Linked DNA regions of Homo sapiens: region 1 is linked to region 2. The links are chromatin loops, found by intact Hi-C in ENCODE. Cell type or tissue: heart left ventricle. All regions are shown on one strand.

Evidence for each region. Peaks named below come from ENCODE experiments on the same cell type or tissue, not always from the same donor. Only the 100,000 strongest peaks of a DNase experiment are listed, where the experiment ranks them.
Region 1: it touches region 2 in a loop (9-fold over the local background); 17 of 110 quality-filtered maps call a loop at or near these places.

Annotation. Positions count from the first base shown.
Region 1 is chr10:79,605,301-79,613,300 of GRCh38, reverse strand. SFTPA1 (surfactant protein A1) reads right to left here and starts at 2,362. Exons shown (of 6, transcript NM_005411.5): 1 at 2,319-2,362; 2 at 1,912-1,982; 3 at 1,304-1,498; 4 at 870-989; 5 at 35-112. The coding sequence starts at 1,475. In heart left ventricle, a CTCF peak has its summit at 4,334 (motif pointing right); no DNase peak of the experiment used is centred here.
Region 2 is chr10:79,369,916-79,377,915 of GRCh38, reverse strand. No RefSeq gene overlaps it. Among named protein-coding and RNA genes, the nearest start is that of PPIF, 26 kb to the right of the region's middle. RefSeq lists an enhancer at 1,667-2,203 and cis regulatory regions at 2,758-3,542, 3,045-3,545. In heart left ventricle, no CTCF peak of the experiment used is centred here; a DNase peak (open chromatin) is centred at 3,135.

The DNA.
Region 1 (8,000 bases), 240 kb before region 2:
CTCCTACCCCGTGAGGCCCAGGGGGTCCCCTTACCTCCCCTTGTCTGCAGGATTTGATGTCTAAAGTCGTGGAGTGTGGCTTGGAGCTCCTCATCTAGATGAGCTGGAAGCCCTGTGGAGAGTGCCCCACACAGAAGGAGGGGCAGGCCAGTGAAGACTCCCACTTGCTGCCACGCAGGTGTTTTGCCATCTGCAATCCTGGAACTCTGCCCTTTCATTGCTGTTAGGCGCCACCCAGACCCTAGGCTCAGAGGGTCCACAAGATTCCAGTGTGTCTCCACACCCCGTGGTCCCCTATTCTTTAGTGAAGCCTTGCCCCTGCTGAGACCCCCACCCCTTGTCCTCTTTCCTGCTCTGTCCCTCGAGGGGTTCTGTCTGCCCGCCTCTGTGGGGCAAGTCCCTCTCCCGCACCCTCCACCAAGGGCAAGCATGATGCTCTCTGCACTGCCCTGATGGACTTGCTTACCGCTCTGAGCTTCAAAGTTCCCCTCTGTCTGTGGGGCTCCTGATCACACCGTCTGTCTGGATGCCTCGTCCGCATTCACCCTTCAGACAGCCCCCAGGGCCTCCATCCCAGGACATGCCTCCCCTGCCTCCCAGTGCTGTCCCTCATCCCACACCTGACTCAGTGTGTCCCCATCGGTGGTCATGAGGCACGGAGGACTTCCCACACCTGCCTTTCCCTGAATTGTGACCACACTCCCCAGACACCTCAGCTTTCTCCCTCAAGCTTATCCTCTCTTACTTAGGTTGAGCCAAATGCCCTTGGGGAACCTGTAGGGTTTGTCTGATCCCCATCATCCCCGTGTAACTGACTTCAGGGTCGCTGTGCCCATGTTTCCACTGCCCACCTGCCCCACCCTGCTCACCTGGAGGGCCCCTCTCGCCAGGCTCCCCCTTCTCTCCACACTCTCCAGGGATACCAGGGGCTCCAGGCAGCCCATCATTTCCAGGAGGACATGGCATTTCTCCAGGTGGACCCATGGGGCCTGCAGAGAAAAGAGACATGGATGTGTAGGATCTGTCACCCACAACTGGTTGGAGCTAGTGAGACTCGATGCCCATTATCACCAGGGCTGGCTCAGCTATCACTCTATCACTCCGTGGGCACTATGAGGACAGACTCTCCAGGATGCGCCATCATAAGGGCCCCAGGAACCCACCAGCCCTGCAGACTGAAGTCCCACCCAGCTTACTATAGCCCCCAGCTCACTATGGCCCACAGCCTAGGGGCCTGGACAGATGGGCCTCCTGAAAAGGGGTCTGTGTCCCTCAGCTGAGGGTGGGGTCTGCAGCACAGTACCTGGAGGGCCAGGGTCTCCTTTGAGACCATCTCTCCCGTCCCTGCCTGGCAGGCCGTGGGATCCAGGAGTGCCGGGGATACCAGGGCTTCCAACACAAACGTCCTTCACTTCGCACACAGCACCAGAGGCTGCCATCAAGATGAGGTTGAGGGCCAGAGGGCACAGCCACATGGCTCTGGGTCCAGTCGCTGCTCCTGCAGGAGGGATGGCCGTGAGCCCATCTGCCACCTCTGCCAACATCTCCCCCACTGTGCTCTGTCAGGACTCAGGAAGCTGGGCAGAGCCCGAGAGGCAGGGCGGGCGAGACCAGAGTGCTGGGAAGACCCGAAGCTCCCGGGAAAATTCCCAGCATCACCTGGCACCTGGCATGGCCTCATGCTTCAGGCCTCCGGCTGGAGGTTGTGGGGTCTCCAGGCTGCTGAGGAGGAGGAAGAGTAAGGAGCTCTGGGGAGCCCGGGGACCTGGGCTCCAGTGCAGTCTCCTTTCTTTCAGTGCCTCACTATGTTACCCTGGGAAACTGGCTTCACCTCTCTGACTTCAGCTGAATCTTCCGTGCTCTGCAGAAAACCTGCCCTGTCCCTCCCAGGCTATTAGTCAGGTCACTCACTCACTGACTCACACCATCTGTCCTCATCCCTGCTGTGTTACTTTCTTTTCAGGCTCCAAGAAATCAGCGACCTGAGAATGAAAAAAGATGAACGGGGCCCGCAGCCTGGCCCCCCTCAAGGTGGTCAGTCATGGAGTCCCCTTTCTTTTTGGGGTCTGTTCTCTCACTGCCCCTCCTGTAGGCCCTGCTGAACCCTGTAGGGATGGATCTGGCCAAAGAAAATAACAAACATGAGGATCTTTGCAGGTCACCTATGTTGACTGTGCTGTGAAACACCTCCCAGTGGAAAATGGGGAGTTGCCCTCCTTCCCAGCCTGGGCTTTGGTCAGGCCTGTGGCTGCTGGGCTGGTCCTCTCTGCCTGCGATCCTCAAGCTGGAGAACACCTAGGGGATGGGGCTAAACTCACCCACACACAGAGCCTCCAGCTGCTTGGGTCTCTGCCTCCAAGTCAGAGGGTAAGGTAGACGCAGCATTTATAGATGTGGGGGCTGCCAGGCTTCCTCCTCACCCCTGAGAGCCCTACCACAAAACCTGTGCTCCAGGCAGGAAATGGGCATAGTGTTTACACAGCATGTTTCCCCAAGAGCACTCAGGCTGGAGGATCTCAAAGGACCCTTGAGGGGAGCACAGAACCTGCGAAAGAGGAACTCCAGGTCTGTAAGAAGAGAAATCCCCCCCTTGGCTGAGGTCACCCACCCTGCCCCTAGCAAGCTCCTTAGCAGTGAAAGCCGAGAGCCCTTACACAGGCACTAAGGAAGCCCCACTGGGTTCCTGGTTTAGATTCAGACAATGAAGAACTCACTGCTCCAGCTGAGATTGGTCAGGTTGATCCAGGCCAACTTGTCTGTCCTGCGACCTGGCTCAGCCATGAGCCCCAGGCCCCCCCACCAGCCTGTGTCCCTGGAGCCTGCAGCTGAGTTGGTGGGCACATGGGCAGAGTGGCAGGCAAATATGCTGCACGTTCCACTTCCCTCTGCCCTAGCAGGTTCAGCTGGAGGAGTCAGGGCAGCACCTGGAAGGTCACGGGAGAGCTGCAGTTTCTGTCTTTGGTAGAACATCACTTTGGGTGATGTCTGGCAACCTGCAATGGTGATTATGCTAAGTGTCCCAGTGATATATGAAGCCCTAGTTGTTGAGGTCCTGGTTTGAGCATCTGGATTAGGAGGGAATCTCCAACTGTGGAGGTGGTAATGATGGGAACCAAGACAGGAAAATCTCCCCTGGCTTATTTGGAATTGGTTTGAAAAATCCCAAACCATTGAGGAGTCTGGAGCTCTTCCAGGGAGCGGAAGCTCAGCCAATGGACCCCACTCCCAGAAGCAGGAAGCTGGGCAGTGCCAATTTGTAGCATGGAGTCTTTCAGCTGCCCCAGTGCTGTCTGCCACACCATGTGGTGGGTGCTGGGCCAGGTGTGGAATGGGGGAGTCAGGCCAGTGCAGGGTGGGGGCAGGTGGGGCGCAGCTCCAGCAACTTGGCTGTGGGGAGGCAGGGCTGTTTTGCAGGTGATGAGCAGGAACAGAGGCCAACTCAGATGTGCAGGGCCTTGTGGTTGGCAGGGCAGGGCGTGACTTTAGGGGAAAGGCACACCTGAGTTTTCACCCAGAGCTGTCACTTATTACCCATGTGGACTCAGTCAGGTTATGTAACATTTTGAGGCTCAGTTTCCTTTTTGTTTTTATTATCTTGAAACATCAAATTTACAGAAGAATTGCAGGCACGGTACAAATATGTTTCCCTGAACCTATGAAAGTAGGTTGTCAGCATGAAACCCCAACACCCCAATACTTTAATGTGTTTTTCATGCAAAGGCATTTTCGCATTATAACCATAATCAAGAAATTAACATGGATATAATAACTCCAAATAGCCTTCAGGCCCTATGCAAAATGTACCCAATGCCCCAATAGTGTCCTTTATAGCAAAGGATCCATTTCTGAGCCATGTGCCGTATTCGGTTGTCACGCTTCTCCAGGGTCCTGAAACCCACAAAGGCCCTCTGTCTTCCCTTCACCTTCATGACCTGAACACAGTGTGAAGATCACAGGAGAGTTACTGTGTAGAATGCCCCTCACTTTTTTTTTTTTTTTTTTAATGTATTGGCTCATGATTAGATTCAGGTTCTGTAACTTCAGCAGAAATGCGATAGACATCCTGCTGCGCTCTTCTCCCATTCTACCGGGCGGCATGTGACTTTAGTTTGCCCCAAGATTGATGATGTTCTTGTTGATCATTGAATTAAGGTGGTGGGTGTCACGCTTCACTACCATAAATACATTCTTTTTCTGGTTTTAATCAGTGACTATGTTATGAGGACGCACTTTGGGGCTATTGTAAAGATCCCATTCCTCATCACACTGTCTCTGTTGCCCATTGATTGATTTGTAGCAATGTGGACTCGTTCGTGAGGCCTACCACTGACCACCAGGGGGTGCCGAGCACCCACCTGCGGGCTGCAGGGGGCACTACGTGTGTTTGATGTTGAAACAGTTACAGTTTGCCAGCACATGGCACCAGTGAATCTAAAGAATGTCGTTAAGAAGATGGTTCTCCCAACACAAATTTGTCACTCTTAGCTCTAAGAATTGCTGTAGTTCCTGCTGAGTTCCGAGTGCCCACACCAGGCCACTCAGCTGTGTCCACAGCCTCCTCCCCCTGCTTAGGCTCCACTGCCCCCGCCGGTCCAGTCCGCTCTCCTTCAGTATCTTTCTCGTTCTCCTCGGGGCCTCACCCTCCACGTTGGGCTTCTTCCCTCTGCAGGGATATCCTCTTCACACTGCCAGTCCTTGGGCGCCCATGCCAAGCCACCTCAGAGTCCACAGTCTTGCTTTCTCTCTCCATCACACCCTGAGTTTTCACTAAAGAAGGAAGGGAATGAGGCATGCCTCTATTCTCTGTCTTTCAGAATAGGCAACCATCTCTCTTCACCACTCCCAGCTTATACCCCTCTGGAGTGTATCCAGAACCAATGGGACTGCTTTGATCCTCTTAATCTGGAAGAAAAATGCCTCATAGCCCTCTGCACAAAGGTTTGGCCAAATTATGAAGGACCGGGTGGACCTCAGGAATGAACCTTTCATTTCGATAGTATCCGGTGATCAGGCCTTTTCTGTATACATGAAGACAAATGGTCTGAGGTCCCATATGTGCAGGTTTTCTATACCTTGCAAGGCAATCCAGACCTTTGCTGACAGTGTAGGATTGATACAGCCCTCCTGCTTGCCATCTCAGGGAGGACTGCAAGGGGCAAGCCTAGGAAACTAAAGATATGAATCCCAGAGGCACCCCAAGCAGAGAAGCCAGCCCCCTCCAGCTCTTCCCCTCTGGGTCTACCTCGACCTCCCTATTCAGCTTCAGCCTCTCACTTGCCCCCTCCTAAAAATCCTCACCCTAGACAAGCCCCAACCTCACTCTTGCCCCTTCAACCAATGCCTGGTGAATTTGGGCCCAGTAAGGTCCAGTTCCCCTCCTCCCTACAGGACTTAAAGTGAATTAAGGGGGATCTTGGGAACTTTTCAGATGACCCCGACAGATATATAGAGGCTTTCCAGAATTTCACCCAAATATTTGATCTCTCCTGGAGAGACATTATGTTGCTTTTGAACCAGACCTTGACAGACACTGAGAAGCAGGCTGCTCTGCAAGCAGCAGAGAGATTTGGGGATGAGCTTAGTATCACATATAGTGTCAGGGAAGGGGGCAAACATTATCCAACTGGGAGAGAAGCAGTATCAATGGATTACCCTAAATAGGATTCCAATGACAAGATGGAAGCCTGGAAGAGGAGGCACTTTCAGGTGTGCATAATGGAGGGCTTATGTAAGACCAGGACCAAGCCTCTCAATTATACTAAATCATCCATGATTGACCAGGGATTTGATGAAAATCCCACTGCCTTCCTGGAAAGGCCAAGGGAGGCCTTAGTAAAGCACACCTGTCTATCCCCTGATTCAGCTGAGGGACAACCAATCCTAAAGCATAAATTTACTACTCAGGCAGCCCCTGATATCAGGAGGAAGCTACAAAACAGGCTCTGGGACAAGAGAGTACTTTAGAGAACCTTCTGAAAGTACCCACCTTGGTTTTTTATAATAGAGATAGGTAGGCACAAGAGAGAGAGGAAATACAGGAAAGAGACAGAGACTTTAATGGCCAGCAGACAAGCCCACAAACCCCAGAATTCCCAGGGTGCACCTGTCAATTGCTACAGATGTGGCAAATCAGGGCATTTCAAGAATTTCTCAGACAGCATGAGGAAGCTACCTCAACCCTGTCCAATCTGCAGTGGGGACCACTGGAGGGTGGACTGTTCCTGGGCATGCTGGTCACCAGGTCCAGAGCCAGTCTTCCAAATGGTCCAGCAGCAGGACTGACAGGTCCCAGGGCTCCTCTCCTGGCTCCTGTAGTCCAGACCACCATTATCATCAAGGTGCCCTGGGTAATCATGGAAATCGAAGAGAGGAAAGTGGACCTCCTTTTGGACACTGGGACTGGTCTCTCAGTTCTCCTCTTGAATCCAGGCCCCCTCTCCTCTCTTAGCATGACTGTGAGGGACATCTCAGGAAGGTCTTTAACCCGATATTTTTTCCAACCCCTTAGCTGTACCTGGGGTTGTTCACCAAAGCTTTTCTAATTATGCCTGAAAGCCCAACTCCTCTGTTGGGTAGGGATATTCCGGCCCATGTGGGGACCATCATTCTGATGGCCCCTAGGGAAACTCTTTGTCTCATCCTAGTAGAGACCAATATTAACCCAGAAGTTTGGGCAACTCTAGGGAAGATTGTCAGAGCCACAACTACCATACCAGTCTGGGTCCATCTTAAGGATCCCACCTCCTTTCCTAACCAGAAACAATATCCCCTGAAACTAGAGGTTAGGAAAGGACTAGAAGCCATCATTGATAACTTGAAGATGGAGGGCCCACTCAAACCCTGCAATAGCCCTTGTAATACCCCAATATTGGGGGTACAAAAACCCAACTAGAAATGGAGGCTAGTTCAGAACCACCTCCTTGTTAATGAGGCTGTGGTTCCAATACATTCAATGATTCCCAATCCGTATACCCTGCTAGCTCAAATACCTGAGGGAACTAAATGGTTCCTGGACCTAAAGGATGCCTTCTTCTGCATACCATTATACCACAACTCCCAGTATTTGTTTGAATTTGAGGATCCCTCTAACCAAACCACCCTGTTAACCTGGACAATGTTACCTCAGGGATTCCAAGACAGCTCCCACTTGTTTGGGCAGGCATTATGGAGAGATCTCTCCAAGTTCCTTTATCCTCAGGTCAAAGTTTTGCAATACATGGAGGACCTTCTCTTTTGCACTCCAACTGAGGAAATCTCTCAGAAGGGCAGTAAGGCTCCTCTTAATTTTCTTGCTAACAGAGGATATAATGTTTCAAAATCTGAAGCTCAGCTCTGTCAGACTTCAGTGAAGCACCTAAGCCTGGTCTTGTCAGAGGGGACCAGGGCATTGGGCGAAGAAAGGATTAAACCTATCTCCTCCTTTCTCCTCCCCAAACACTCAAGCAACCGAGGGGATTCTTACGCACAGGAAGTGGCAGTAATACATTGTAAAGGCCACCAAAGAGGGATGGATGAAATAGCTGAGGGAAACGGGCTGGCAGACTGAGCAGCTAGGGGCTGAGCCGCTTCCTGTGGGAGGAAAACTGAGCAAAATAGTCTATTAATTTCCTGATGGCATTTAATGGGATACCCATTAGCTGTGAGGAAGTTCCTGTCTTTCCAGATAGTGGCATGGGTGTGGAGAACTAGGAAAGCATACTTAGAATCAGTATAAATGTTAACTGTTTTTCCTTTGCCTAATTCAAGTGCTCTCATGAGGGTAATTAGTTTGGCCAGTTGAGCACTTGTGCCTGAGGAGAGAGGTGTGCTCTCAACAATATCATTCAGAGTAACTATTTCACACCCTGCTTTATGAGCAGCTAGCTAGACTGAGCAGCTAGCAGCAGCAAGGGGGCCCCAGGTCTCTGACCCACTTGAAGCCTTACTGATCTTGGAGGGCCCCCATCAGAGAAATAAAACCTCAATACTCTCCTATGGAAATAGAATGGGACACCTCTTAG
Region 2 (8,000 bases):
CGCACTCACACACATCTCACACGCGCACTCATACACAACTCACGCACCCACATACATATCTCACATGTGCACCCTCACACATCTCACACATGCACCCTCTTACATCTCACACGTGCACCCACACATCACACACGCACCCTCACATCTCACACACGCATGCACACATCTCACACGCACCCTCACACAACTCACATGCGCACTCACATCTCACATGCGCACCCACACACATCTCACACGTGTACCCTCACACATCTCACATGTGCACTCACTTCTCACACGTGCACTCATATCTCACATGCACACCCACACACCTCACACGCACACCCTCACACATCTCACACATGCATCCTCACACCTCATATGCACACCCACACACCTCACATGTGCACTCACACCTCACATGCACACCCTCACACATCTCATGTGCACACACCTCACACACGCACTCACATCTCCCACATGCACACACACATCTTGCAGTGCACTCACACACATCTCACATGCACACCCTCACACATCTCACGTGCACACACATCTCACACACGCACTCACATCTCACACCTGCACTCACACATCTCACACCCACACACATGTGCACACACATCTCACACATGCACTCACACATCTCACACGTGCACACACATCTCACACATGCACTCACAAATCTCACACACGCACTTACATCTCACACGTACACACACATCTCACACACACATCTCACACAGGCACTCACATCTCACACGTGCACTCACACATGCACACACAATCTCACACCCACACACACATCTCACACACGCACTCACATGCATCTCACACATGCACTCATACACATCTCACACTGTTGACACCCTCACATACACACCCATTTGCACACTCAAGCCTGCACATATTCATACATGCACAGCCCACAAACACACACAGCCACAGACCATCAGGAGTCCCATGGGGGCAGCGGGCCTGGGGCCCCTCTCCAGCTGGAAGGGCACTGCAGTAGGGTGGGGATCCTGCCCAGCAGGGTAACGAATGTCACGTGAATCTGCTCATCTCCTTCCCCACAGGCCCTGAGGCCTTCCCATGGGCTGAGGACCCCAGGTAGGCAGGCAATGTCACACCCAGGCCTTGCACACAGTGAGCAAAAGTCCATTCTCACAGTTGACGCAGTTGAGAGAATCTGCATTTTGTTCGGTGTCATAATGGCATTGGGATCATGTAAAAAATGTTCTGTCTTAAATTTTGGAGAATTTACGGGTGAAATGAGGCAGTGTCTGGGCTTTGCTCTTAAACAATCTGGAATAGGGTCCGGAGGAGAACCTGGGATCTGCTGTACTGCTCTCTCTGATTTGTGTCTGTTTTTGCTCCTGGCCAGGAGGTGAGCTTAAAGGTGAGCCAGGCCGAGGAGATGCCCCAAGGCAGAGTGGGAGCCGGGTCCCTCCACATCTTCACCCCACGCAGCATGCTCCACAGTCCTGACTACCTCCTCTAGAGGGGCTACTTGGGCTTGCTTCACTGCCGACCTCCAGTGCTCACTGTGGCCTGGCACACGGTCAGGTTCAATGTGGAGTAAACGAGCGTGTAAGAGTCGCTGCCAACATCCAGCCAGGAGCTGGTATGGCAGCCATGGTGCTAGTGATTCACACACATCAGTTTTGGTCCTTGTAACAGCCCTGGGAGGTGGGTACTATAAGGATTCCCATTTTACAGATGGGGAAGCCGAGGTTCAGAGAGGTCAAGTGACTTGTCCAAGATCATAGAGGTAGCAAGTAGCAAAGTCCCCCCCCGACCCCTCCCAGAACCTCTCCCCCTCCACTCCCTAACACCAGGGGCATTTCAGGCCCAGGCCTAACCCCTGCCTCCTGCTGCTTCCTGCTGTTATACTGCCCTCCCAGACAGCCAGGCAGCCACCAGCCTTCTCTTAGCCCTCTCTGTCTGTCCTGGGCCTCTCCTCACTGCCCAACCTGGCCTGCCTACCTCCCTGTAGTAGCTGAGTCATGATCCATCTAGGGCCGGCCCCATGGTTGTTGAAGGCCTATGTGGAAGCCAGAACCCAGGGGAGCCCCAGCCCTCCCTCCACCTCCTTCCTTACTAAGTTCTCAGGAGCTCCTGGGGGTGGGGGCAGCTCTGCTCCTGTTCCCACTGTGTCCAGCGTGATCGAGCCAGGCCAGGCCCCTGTGCCGTCTCTCCCTGGACACTTGCTCCTCCTTCCCTTCCATGCCTGGCCCTACAGCCTCCTGGAGCCCTGTACTGAGGCCAGTTACCCTCCCCATGCCCCATCCCAGAAGCACTCAAAGCTGGGAGCTGAGATTCCCCTCTACCATCTTCTCAACAACCCCCATCCTCTCCCTGGTCACTAGCAGGGGCCCCACAACCCTCCACACTCAGCTCCTGCAGATGGTGGGGCAACCCGGGGTCCAAGTCCTGCCTTGTAAGTCCAGGACCATGGTGCCTGCCTGGAACTCCATCTCCCTCTGCACTCTTATCCTGGGCAAGAACTCTGGGGCCAGAGGGGCTGGACCCTGAGTGACAACATCACTACTTATCAGCCGCCATCTTAAGCAAGCCACCTTCCCTCTCTGAGTCTCAGTTTCCTCCCTTGTAAAATGGAGATACTAATACCCTTCTACCTACCCGAGGTCACCGTTGAGATTAGTTGAGATACAATGGCTAAGCCCTTGGCACATGAGGTGTGCTCAGGAATTGTTAACTACTGCTCTGGTCATGGAGGGTTATGGCCACTTCAGCCTGTGCTACCTCTAAATGGGCCCCATGATTCCCTCTGTCTCTGCCTCCACTTGTTAGCCCTTGAGCCATGCTTTCTGGAACCTTCACCCTGACAAGATGACAAAGAGAAGCCCCAGGGAGGGACTTGGGTTTCTTGACTCTCTCTGGCCTGTGGGACATTCATCTCCCCTCCCCAGGCAGCCACAGCCTATTAGTCCAGTTCCAACTGGCCTTCTGCCTCAGTTTCCCCATTGTGCTGAGGCAAAGGACCCTTGCTCAGCATGTAATTGGTCATCCTCTCCCTGGGAACCTGACCACAGCCCCGCACAATGGTGGAGGCTGCTTCAAACTGGGTCTGCCTGCCCCACCCCAACAAACTTGCCAGCTCAGAATTCTCCAGCGTTCCAGCCTCTCGCAGCAATCAGCTGGTTCCCTGCTGCCCTCTGGTGGCCGAAGCTGAAAACTGCAACTTCCAGGTGGCAGGGAACCAGTGCAGGGGACAAAAGGGAATTTTTTTTTTTCTCCCAAGTCCCAGGTAAACCCTGACCTCCCCAGTACAGGGATACCTGGGCCTCATGCACCTGCCAAGTGGCAAGATTGTGTTTTTCGCCCTTGGTTATAAAAACAATGCCTGCACAATGTGAAATGGAAACAAAGACAGTAAGCAGAGTGTGGGCTACTCCCAGTAGCCCAACATCCCCCAGACCAGCACTGTCCAGAGTTTGGCCATATCCTTCCATAGTCTTTTGCTTATAGAAATCTGTGTGTGTGTGTGCGTGTGTGTGTGTGTATGTGTGTGTGTACACGTGTATGTTAATGGATTATACTTGACAGGCTGTTCCATATCCTGCTTCAACTCATCATCATCATCTTTCCCTGTTAACAGAGAGACCTTTCTCATTTGTCTAATAGCTGTATTCCTTTGTTGGTTAACATACTTATCAATTCCCTGTTGAAGGGTCTGAAGCATTCTTGGTTTTACAAGTCAATCTTTTTTCTTTTCTTCTTTATGAGACAGAGTCTCACTCTGTTGCCCAGGCTGGGGTGCACATGTGGCACAATCTTTACCACAGCTCATGGCAGCCTCAACCTCCTGAGCTCAAGCAATCCTACCTCCTCAGCCTCTGGAATAGCTGGGACTACAGGCACACACTACTATGCTGAGCTAATTTCTGTATTTTTTGTAGAGGCAGGGTTTCACTGTGTTGCCCAGGCGAGTCCTGAACTCCTGGAATTAAGTGATCCTCTTGCCTGGGCCTCCCAAAGTGCTGGGATTACAGGCATGAGCCACTGTGCCTGACCAATCTTTTTTCTTAATCACCTTTCTGTTTGGTACAGTGGGAAGATCTGGAGTCAGGAGAGCCAGGGTTTGACTCAGATCTCAGGCCACTGGGTTTAAAATTTTTTTTATTTTTAAATGACTCTTAACGATGCATATTTATGGGACACAGTATGATGTTTTGATACATGCGTACATTGCGTAATGATCAAATCAGGGTGATAAGCTTATTCATCACCTCAAACATTTATCATTTCTTTGTAGTGAGAACACTGAAAACCCTCTCTTCCAGTTATTTTGAAATATGCAATACAATGTCCTTAGCTACAGTCATGCTACTGTGCAAGAAAAGACCAGAACTGATTCCTCCTATCTAACTGTAATTTGGTACCTGTTGGCCAATCTCCCCCATCCCGCCTTCCTTCCCCAGCACATAGTAACCACTATTATACTCTCTACTTCTATGACATCAGCTTTTTAAAGTCCGCAAATGAGTGAGATCATGTGGCATTTGTCTTTCTATTTTTTCTATTTGTCTTCCTATTCTTGTTATCTTTGATCACATCCTTGTGATCTTCCAGGCCTCAGTCCCAATGTATCAAACTCAGGCATTGGGCTCCATCTCGAATCCTTCGCTCTGACAAGCTCCCAAGTCGATTATTCCATGTTGAGTTGATAGAGCCTACAGGCTGCCCTGGGGTCATCAATACAATTTATTAGGCTAGTGCTAGAAAGGGGCATGGGGGACCACACAGCTCTCTTGGGCATGGGGTCCAGTAAGCACTTGCACAATTGTGGGGAGGAACAGTCTGAGATTCTCCTGCTTAGACCTGGGAGGGCCTGGTCGGGGAGACTGAAACTGAGAAGAAGGCTGAGGCCAGACCCGCCTTCCTCCTCTGGCGCTCTCTGAGGGCACCTGGCCTGGCTGCTTTCTCTTGGGAGGGGAATGTGGGTATCCCACCACACTTCAGGCTGGAGTTCTTAGAGCCTGTTCTGGTTCCAAAAACTGTCTGATCCATGAATCACTCTTTGCTCAATTAAACTGTTAAATTTAACTTGTCTAAGGTTATTCCTTTTAATAGATTCAACTTGAAACATAAAGATACAAATAACTTAAAAGTAAAAAAGTGAAGAGTTCCACTTCTTGGAGGCAATGTGAAGAGTTCCATGAGCCCACTTGCCTGTGAAACAAGCAATGTTGGTGAAAACTGCTTTTTAAAAATTAACCTTTAAAGTCTCTGGAAATTGTCCTAAGGATATAGAGCAAATGAAGAAAGTCAGGCTCCCACTCTGCCTTGGGGCATCTCCTCGGCCTGGCTCACCTTTGAGCTCATCTCCCGGCCAGGAGCAAAAGCAGCCCTTGACCATAACAGTAATCATGACTATAAAGATAGTATGTGGGGACGTCACTAAAACTAACTCAATAAGAACAGCAGGTCTATGGCATTTGACACATAACTATTCCCTTTTCCTTCACCTTCAGCTCAGCTTAATGGAATCTTCTCATAAGGTGAGGGTGGCCAAAAAGACAAGGCTCCCTCTCCCCTCACTTCCCAATCAAGTATTTTCACATATTAGTGGGAGAGGCAGACCAATAACATTTTGCCCATCTCTCCCAACTCCAAGTTAAAGAAGCTAAATTCTGGATGAGTGCAGCTGAGAAGTGGGGGGTTTCTTTCTACACCCAGCCCTAACCCATAGAATAGTGGCTCCATCCCAGATTCAGAAGGCCAAAAACACTGGGACCCCAAATCTTGCTCCAGCTCACTCATAGAGCACAGGTTCTATGCTAGGAGAGGAAAGCCAAGAATATCAGAGGCTACCACCCTGCCCAGTCCCCAGAATACTGGCTCATCAGAAAGAGAAACAATCCATAAGAGAAAGATATCCAAATCTCTCCACAAAGGAACTTTTATTTTATTTTATTTTTGAAATAGTGTGTGGAAGCCTAAAGTGCTTTTGAAAACAAAAAATAAATTGGACTTCATCCAAATTTAAAATTTTTGTGCTTCAAGGGACACCATCAAGACAGTGAAGAAACACCCTACATAATGAGAGAATGTATATGAAAATCACATATCTGATAAGGAACTTGTATTTAGAATATATAAAGAGTTCTGGCAACTCAAAAGTACAAACACAAATAGCCCAGTTAAAAAAGTCAAAGGATCTGAACAGACTCATCTCCAAGGAAAATATACAACTGACCAATAAGTACATGAGAAGATGCTCAACCTCATTAATCATCAGAGAAATGCAAGTCAGAAATAAATGAAGTAGCACTTCACACTCACTAGGATGGCAAGAATAAAAAAAGATAATATCAAGTGTTGATGAGGATGTGGAGAAACTGGAACCCTCATACATTGTTGGTGGAAATGTAAAGTGTCACAGCCATTTTGGAAAACAGTTTGGCAATTCCTAAAAAAGTTAAACCTAATCATTTGATTCAGCAATATATACATAATACGTAAGGTGGTATAATACTATTTGCAGTTAGTCTTTGATAAGTTAAACAATATATAGTAAATCCTAGGGAAACCACTAAAAATATAGACTGAATAATTAGGCTGAGCATGGTGGCTCACATTTGTAATTCCAACACTTTGAGAGGCTAAGGCAAGAGGATTTCTTCAGGCTAGAAGTTCAAGATGGCAGTGAACTATGATTGTGCTACTGCCTGGGTTACAGAGTGAGACCCCAGCTCTTAAATATATATTTATATATATAACATATATTTATATATATAAATATATATTATATATATGTATATATAGCTGTGACATTTTACATTTCCACCAACAATGTATGAGGGTTCGTTTCTCCACATCCTCATCAACACTTGTCATTTTATACATATATATAAACAAATAGCCAATAATGGTGATAAAAATGAAATCAATTTGGAGAAAAACCTCAATCCAAAAAAAGGCAAGCAGAGAACAAAAGGCAGATGGGACAAACAAAATAAATAGCAAGATGGTTGGTTTAAATTTAACTATATTGAGAATTACATTAAATATAAGTGATAAACATTTAATTGAATGGCAGAGATTGTCAGATTTGATAAGAAAGCAATGCTCAATGCACCATTATCAGTCCATTGTCTCTTAGTTCTAAGTCCTCCCTACATTGTCCTGTTTGTAATACTGTAACTGTTCTCCCTTGCCATCTGGAATTATATGAAGCTTTATCAGTACAGGGCACTGGAGAAATACTTTAGTCTTTTTTTTTTTTAAATAGTATGTATTGATCATTCTTGGGTGTTTCTCGGAGAGGGGGATGTGGCAGGGTCATAGTACTTTAGTCTTCAGTATTCTCTTTTTCCTTTAGTTGGTAAACTCCTGTTATAATTAATAATTTTTTTTACATATTCCCTGTTAAAACTACTGTGTTGTTTCTGTCTCCTGTTTGGACTCTGACTATATGGAATTGATACCAGAAGTGGTCCCAGAAGATAACCCCACCAAGATAAGATTTGGAGATGCATTTTGCTGTGCTTTTGGACTCCAACATGTCTACCAGTGGGAAATGGTATGTTAGTAATCCATGGCATGCAGTGACATCACAATTAATTATGCTGTCACCTGTAATTAAGTGACAAGAGAAGCATGTGCCTTGGGAGACCAGGTGACAGCAGCACTTGACCATTACAGTAGTAATCATGACCATAAAGACTGGGATGTGGGGAAAATTCTTTTGAGGACGCTTGATTGCTTACCAAAAGAAAATTTAGAACTTGTGTTCTTTAATTCTTGGCATAAACCAGAGAACCAGAAAGTTTCTGGTTATATTACAGCCTGAGAACCAGAAAGCTTCCATGATAACTCTAAAAGATTATCTTATTTCTTGTAGGCACTAGGCTAATAGCACTTAAAATCAAACAAAAATTTTACCACATAGGTTGCTAAATTACAACATCATTTCAATTCACAGTTTCACCAAGTTTTTCACAAAGTTTTTCATGTGAAAGGGCATTGATGAAAAACAATGAGATCCCAGG